3 separate regions of the Homo sapiens genome follow, and all the other regions are linked to region 1. Evidence: chromatin loops called from intact Hi-C (ENCODE). Cell type or tissue: dorsolateral prefrontal cortex. All regions are shown on one strand.

Region 1 (2,500 bases):
TTAACATTGACTTCAAGATTGCAAGGGGAGTGTTTAATTTGCTCAAGAGACCCACTGTCCTCAAGGACTCCAGTCCATTAGCTTTTGTCCAACTAATGACAAGTGAGTTTTCTATATTCATTAAAGCAGACTTGGGATTTGGCTTGAGGGGCAGTGAACTGGAGAGGAAATAGCACTGGACTCAGGAGGAATGTTCTTGATTACTTGCCGTACGTTTTGAAAAAGAATAAAATGGGGTTTTCTAAAATCCTTTAAAGTCAGGCTTTTTCTGATATGGGCAGGTGAACCTTCCAGTGGAAACCAGGGGTCCACAGAAAGGAAGTTTGCAGGTCAGCTCAAACCAGCTCAACTAGCTCAGGTCACCCACCAGCTACTTTCCAGTGCTCTCCCAACAGGCTGGGCTGGAGGAGACAGAGATTTGAGAGATCAAGCCTTGCCTTGGAGCACTCACAATCTAAGGGGGGAAACTGAGGCAAAAACACCATCCTGCAGGTGAGGGCAGGGAGCAGCCCTTGCTGGTCCCCCAAGGCCCCGCCTCTCCTGCCCCGCCTCGCAGAATTCAATGGATCTCAGCACGACAAATATTCATCAGGATCCTGGTCAGTGCCAGAAGTGTTGAAAAAAGGCAAAAGTTCTCACCGTGCTGCCTCTGCCCTGTTCTCTGCACCTTTGCTTGCTTCAGCCACCCCATGAGAGATGGAGTTGGGGTTATTTCCTGACCTGCTCAGAACAACTCCCCAAATGCCTACAGAATGCCTAGAGAATGCCAGGAGGTTTCTGAAGCTGCTGCTGGCATAAAGAAGATCGTTGTGTAAATTATGAAAGAGCCCTTGAATTGTCAGGGTTTGGAAGGACACAGATGGCTCACTCAGAAGGGGTGATTGGAGAGTTTACCGAAGACATTATTTATGAAGGTGTGGTCATGGCTAAGAAAAACTAGCAAAAGGTGGTGAAATACCCTAGCAACAGAGGGGAGCTGTTACCGCCCTTAGACCCAAAGGGACCACAGAAGAAAGCAGTTATGAAATCCCACTAGGGCTGCAGCTGGGGAGATTTTGACAGACAAGCACAGCCACTGCCAAGCCAACAGGGAGGGAAAAAAGGAATAAATACTCAAGCCTCTCTCCACCACCTCCTGCCTCCTGCCGGTGCTTCCCCTTGGCTTCTCTGCCCAAGAACAGAGATCCCATAGACACTGGCCTTCCAGGGCACAGAGCAACAGGGAGAAGGGTGAGAGCAGGTGTGGGGGTAGAGATGGCCAGCCCCAGTTCCTCCAGATATTTGCTGCCATCTGCCGGAATGTCATGATAAACATTCCATTCTACAATATGATGTAGATGGCGGCCCAATGTTGGCCTGTACAATCATTGGTGGTAATGCTGCTGTAGTCAGGACTGACCCCAACCTCACTCTTGCTCACCCCTGTCCAGCTCATACTCTGGCTCTTCCAAACACCCTGAACAGAAGTCCTACCCTTCCTTCCCTATTTTCACGTACGCCAGTCTAGAAAGTCCAGGGCAAATACCACCTCCTCCCTGAAGCCTGCCTGATGATTCATGAGGGGGCCTCTCTTCTCTCTCTGTCTGTCTCTCTCTCTCTCTCACACACACACACACACCCCTGGCTCCTCTTTGGGAGTAGAAAGCGGGCTCGTTCATTCCGGAATTGACCCTTGAGTCCCCTCTGTCCGTAAGGAAAGCGTCCACGAAGCCGTTCACCATTGTGTGCCTCTGTCTGTGCCTCCTCCACAGGCACAGGGGTGCGTGCAGGGAGCCCCACCAACAGTGAGCCCGACAGGCGGGATGTGAACCCTGGCTCCACCTCCAACTAGCCTTTGGTTTGGGGCAAGTCACTTTACCTTTCTGAGCCTCAGTTTTCCCATCCCACCCATGGGAATGATAATCCCTACCTTGGGGCTGTTGTGAGAATTCCGTAAGATCCTCTGTGTGGCACTCACTAGATGATAGGGTCCCTTCTCTTCCCCCAGTAGAATGGGAGTCCTCAAAGTCACCGAGGGCACATCGTGTCTGTCCTGACCCAGCCTCGGCTCTCAGGATGGCCTGCGACTCGGAGTGGGCTGGTAGAGTGTGCCAGTTAGAAGGGCAACCTCTGGGTAGCCCCTGGGCAGTAACTTGGGCAAATTACTCGGCCTCTCATGCTGTGTTTCCTCATCTTTAAACCAAATAAGAGAAACAGCAGTGGTGTTCCTAGCTAATACCCATGCAGAGATTACTGGGCCTTTGGCACCATTTTGAGTACCTGAAGTACATGAACTCATTCTATCCCTAAACCACACCAGCAGGTGATATGGTGGCTTTTTCCTGTTCACCAAACATTTCCAGTTGTCTTTCAGGCACCTAGTAGGGTTGCATTTCCCCACTACCTTCAAGTTTGATGCGGTCGTGTGACTTGCCTTAGCCAATAAAATGTGAGCAGCAGCGTCATCTGTCACTTCCTGGTGGAGCTTCCTCCAGAGCTTTGGGAATCAGCAGACCCCAGC
Region 2 (2,500 bases), 69 kb before region 1:
CGGAGCTCACACTTGGAATTCTGGTATATTCCTTTCTCCCTCCCCATCCTCACCTGTCTGTGTTTGACACATGTTCCTAGACCCAAATTTAAGGCTCTCTCTTACAGGAAGCCCCCCACCGCAGTCCCTCATCTCCCCACTGTGTGCACCCCCCGGGCACTGCCCATGGTCTGCCATAGAGACCCCGTGCGCCCGTCTCCTGGCTGCGTCTGAGGTCAGGGCTGCCCGGAATTCCTCTCAGATCCTGGCCCTGCCTGCAGTAGGTGCTGCCTGCAGTAGGTGCTCAGTAGCTGTGGGTGGGATTTATCTGAATACAGCACATGCCCCTCCCCATCTTGCCCGGTCCAGAGTCCAGGGCAAGTTAGGGTCGGACTGTGTAATTAAACAGGGCTTGAGTGCTACTGGCACGCCCCCAGTCCTTCTTCCAATATTTGCTCTGGCTTCTAGCAGGAAGACGCTGAGACAATGGCCCTTGTTACCCTCTGTTTGAGTTATTTATTTTTTTCACTTTTCCCTCCTTCCCCTCTCGGGGGACTTGCCTCTCGCCCTCATCCCTCATGTTTTCCCTTTCACTTGACTGTCACTCTCATTGTCCTCCCGGGGCCGGGAACGCGGGGTGACAGGCAAGGGGAGCCCAACCAGGCTGGGAGGCTGGAAATATAGTCATTAATGGGACCCGCGAAGCCCAGATGTCCTCCCTGAATGCGGGTAATTTGTTTTTAATGAAAAACCATGCGGTGACCCTGAACAAATGAATTTTCTTTATAAGGAGTCTATGTGCAACGGGCACAAATAAAGGGCCCGAAACAGGGAGACTTAAATCCAGGGCTGAAAGAAAGAAAGAAAGGAAGAGAGAAGGAGTGGAAAAGAGAAAGAGAGATAAAAGAGGGAGGAAGGAAAAATGTGAAATGACAACTGTGTTACCATACCCTTCGCCTGAAGAGCAATCCCAGGCCAAAAATGCCTTGGGCATTGTCCTGCCAGGGCAGGGTTTCTGACCGCTGTGGCCATCGTGGGGTCTTGTTCACAATGCTGCTAAGAAGACGAACCCCCACCTGGACGGAGCTTTGCTATTCATGTGCCCCTTTCATGTATAATTGCAGTGGAGCCTCACGGTAGCCCCTTTTACAGAGGTGAAAACTGAGGCTTAAATGGTTTGCTAGCAAGTGGTTCAGTCTAGATGACAAGGGAAGGATTTTGCCAATTTGGAGTGTGACTCTTAGAAACACTGTGTTACAGCCCAGAAATTGCTTTCATTGTGTGATGCAAAAGAAGGGTGTGGCACGAGCAGGTCTAAGCGGGGACACCAGGTGTATACCGAAGAGTCTTGGGTTGAAGCAGTTTCCCATAGCCCCTACAACTTTGCACTGGACCTTTGTGAATGAATAGCTTTTCCATGGGCACTGCGGGTGTGGGGTTCCTGGGTAGAGAAGAACTCCCCAGGAACGAGCCAGACACATTTGGAAAAACAAATGCAAAGAAATTGGAATCTAGCCTTGGGAAGCAGGAGACCAACCAAGGCCCCCCCCCCACCACCCCATCCAGGACATTTTGTAGGCTGTAGAGCTGGCCACTGGGGGCAGCGGCAAAGACATTGATTCAACAGAGGCCCTAGCCGAGGGCCTTGCCTTTGGCTTTGGAGAAATCTGCTCTGCAGGAGAAGCTTTGAAGGCTGTTAGCCCTGTGTAGATTGGGCTGTGCCTGTGTGGAGCGTGTTGTGTGTTCAACGGAGAGGCCGTTGTGTGTTCTGTAGCTGCTTTTCCGTCCATCACTGATGGACAGGGCTGGACTCAACCTTAGAAATCAACCCAGGGCTGTGCAGATGAGGATGAGGAAAGGACTTGTTCAAAGTCATATGGCAAGTCAGAGGGGGAGCCAGGTGGCCCTCTTTCTGCCCTATTGTCCCCACCCCCCTCAGTTCCTCACCGAAGCAATAAAAAAGAAGCTATTTTGTCTCCTGTCCTTGTGCAGAACTGGTATAAAAAGGACGGTTCCTGGATGCCCTGGCTTCTACAGCAACACAAATCGAGACCCCCACCTTCACCCCAACTTTTGTTGTGCTCTTCCTGAATGCAGATCCTCTCCCAGGCCCTGGGACCTGGCCAGCTACAAAAACATCTTCTCTTAAGTCTCAGGCTTCTGTGCCTCAGTGGATCCAGGCAACGGTGGGCTCCCCAGGTCTGGCCGAGGTTGGTCTGAGACCTGCAGGTACGCCGGGGCACAGCTCCCCTACCCAGAGTCAGGTAGCCAGACACAAAGAAATGATTGTTTTCTGTTCCTGGGTTCAGTTTCCCTCTGGAAGCTGTGACCCAGTTAGAAAGTCAGACAGATAGAAAAATCTGACCACGACCCCAACTGAGGTTCTGAAGTCTTGGCTTCTATTTAGGCCTCTGCCTCGAACGCTCCCTGGTGAGGCCCGGCCCGCCCGCGCTTCTTCAGCCACCAGGAGCAGACCTTCCTAGCCGCTGGTTTCCTCCATAATTGATGATTTATTCCCCAC
Region 3 (2,500 bases), 530 kb before region 1:
TACTTATGGTTTATAAGATATACCCTGACAAACTGTGGCCATAAGCCTTTCTTAGGCCAGAAAGGAAGTCAAGCACACTCATTTCTCTACTCTTCCCCATTTCCCGGATAACAAATAGTCTATTTTTTGAAGTGTGAATTCTAGGCATTCAAAACATTATATATAAAAAAACAATTAAGGCTTAATTCTTCTAAAACAGTTACATTTGCTTCCTGCTTAAACCTTCAGTTAAAATAAAAGGCAGTAGGGTTGAAATACATTTTAACAATGCACACAAAGAAATCAAATGCAAAATTAAACATAAAAGATGCATTGTCCTTTTCGATTCTTAACACATACAGCCCTCAAATAGCAAACTCCTGGTTACTTTTTAAAGTAAGTAGATTAAAAACAAGATTAACCAAATGTCCAACTCATGTCAAATCATAGCCTCTACTAGTTAAAAATTCTGTTGGTTGTAAAACTCTGTTGGTGGCCATATTGGCCTAGGATTTTTAATATAAATGAGAGTAGAAATGACAGGGGGTGGGGGAAGGGACATTCTTTCTCGAATAAAGGGGGAAATTTTTATCTAGAATGAGTTATTTGAAAGATGAAAAAGAACATTAAAAGTCAGGCTCTACAAAAATCTGAAAATGTAGCAGAAATGAAAATACAAGAAGTTATATTTTAGCTATATTATTAAACATTTAAAAGCATTCTAAACATTTTTGAAGGAGGTAAAAATATTAACTATTTGAGGAAATTATGTACTTGTTAAGTAAAAACAATATTTTTTTCTTTTTTTCATGGTCTCCAAATTGATAAAGACATTAAATTATATAATTATAGAATCATTAAAACATAGAAAGATGGTGTCACCAGATGGTTGTTATAATATGGATGTTTGTGTATATGTAGTCTTTTTAGTTTTATTAGCATGAACCCTTTAGAATGATGGTCTTTAGCTTTTATTAATGTAGTCGAGTCTAGCTGATTAAAAAGCTATTATATTCATATACAGGTTGTTGAAGATATTTCATTTTATTTTTCTTGAAATTGTTGAAAATAGTGAACACTTCTATAACTTTCTTCTTAGTTCTGAAAGTGTTTTAAGGAATTTTTTATTTGGAATATTTCAAAAGTCCACTTGTAACAATCAACTACACCACCTTTCTTATGTGTTTGAGAAACAATATTCTGTTTAACCTATAGACTTTTTTGGTTTTTAAAGAAAACGACTCCTGGATAAACATTAATTTACTGTTAAAATTTAAGTCGTTCTGTAAATGACCCTCTAGTTGGGAGGCAGATAAAAGCAACTGTAAAGCTCCCAAATATAAACATCTCCAAACTGGATACTAATCATCTTTGCCATCATTTGGGGTAAGAAATATGACAATTTTGGTTAGAAAAAGTAATTAATCAATGCTTAAGTGTAGAAAGCTCCAGAGTTTTAAGCAGACTGGTTTAAATGAATAAGTAGTAACAATTCTAACTGAGGCTTCATTACTTGGTCACTGCGCTGATTGACTCAACATTCATGTGTGAGGGCTACTAGGAGTCAATAGATGGCAGTCCATCGCCTAGTAAAAGAGCTGAAGATGACTAAAATCATCATGCATCTTGTTTTTATTCAAGACTGAATATTGCTTCATTGCATACATTTGGATATTGTCCATATACTGATAATTTAAATAATTACTTAACTATTTTATTTTAGAGACACTGATATATGCACAAGTTCATAAACATGCTAGTTTTATATTTATACTTGCATAGTAAACTCATTATTAATTTCAACTTGATAATTTATAAACTGTGATGGCAACTTCAATATTATTTTAAAAAATTAACCAGGATTCCAGATTGGAACAAACAAAGTTTTCAAATTGAATTTGTTATACCTATAAATAGAATATATTGTAATTCCTTAAAAAGTAAATTTATTTTGTATTATTTTTTCCTAATGATTCTTTTTAAAATTTATGTTTCTGAACAGCTAAAATATTAAGCAAACCTTCAAATATTTCTGTTACATTGAAACAAATTTTTACCCTTTAACTATAGGTATATAAACGAACACAGGTGTAAATAATCAAAAGAGCAGCTTTAAAATCATACTTCCTACACTTCAAGATTGGAATTGTTTAAATTAGGGGAAAAGCTAAAATAAATGCAATGTCAAATCTATAAGGATATTACTTTATACAGTTACAAAGAGTAGCTCTGTCATCTTGAAAAGTATAACATATAATTAGATTCTAATTAAGTTTAGGCTGTAATGATTTCACTATATTATGATAGGATAAAAAAACTGCTACATAAGCACAAACAATGTATTCAGATGAATTACATTTGTAATATATATGTGTAACATACATGGGTATGTATATATTTTTGGGTATAACACTTAAGTTTTTAACAAATCCTAATTTGAGATTTGAGGAATAGTTGAGGAGTTACAGCTTTCTACTGAAAATCTTTAAAAAAATTAAATGGTAATCACAAAATGTGAAAA

What was found. Hi-C counts contacts between places; a loop is a spot of excess contacts. Peaks named below come from ENCODE experiments on the same cell type or tissue, not always from the same donor. Only the 100,000 strongest peaks of a DNase experiment are listed, where the experiment ranks them.
Region 2: it touches region 1 in a loop (3-fold over the local background); 15 of 110 quality-filtered maps call a loop at or near these places.
Region 3: it touches region 1 in a loop (4-fold over the local background); 2 of 110 quality-filtered maps call a loop at or near these places.

Annotation. Positions count from the first base shown.
Region 1 is chr9:36,797,229-36,799,728 of GRCh38, reverse strand. The region is part of intron 2 of LOC105376030 (a long non-coding RNA gene); the gene reads right to left. Among named protein-coding and RNA genes, the nearest start is that of MIR4475, 25 kb to the left of the region's middle. RefSeq lists a silencer at 1,196-1,395. In dorsolateral prefrontal cortex, CTCF peaks have their summits at 1,075 and 1,274 (motif pointing left); a DNase peak (open chromatin) is centred at 1,244; H3K27ac peaks cover 1,815 bases.
Region 2 is chr9:36,866,092-36,868,591 of GRCh38, reverse strand. The region is part of intron 8 of PAX5 (paired box 5); the gene reads left to right. Among named protein-coding and RNA genes, the nearest start is that of MIR4540, 3.0 kb to the right of the region's middle. RefSeq lists an enhancer at 1-652. In dorsolateral prefrontal cortex, no CTCF peak of the experiment used is centred here; no DNase peak of the experiment used is centred here; H3K4me3 peaks cover 483 bases.
Region 3 is chr9:37,328,830-37,331,329 of GRCh38, reverse strand. All of the region lies in intron 6 of ZCCHC7 (zinc finger CCHC-type containing 7), which reads right to left. Among named protein-coding and RNA genes, the nearest start is that of LINC01627, 65 kb to the left of the region's middle. In dorsolateral prefrontal cortex, a CTCF peak has its summit at 1,550; no DNase peak of the experiment used is centred here.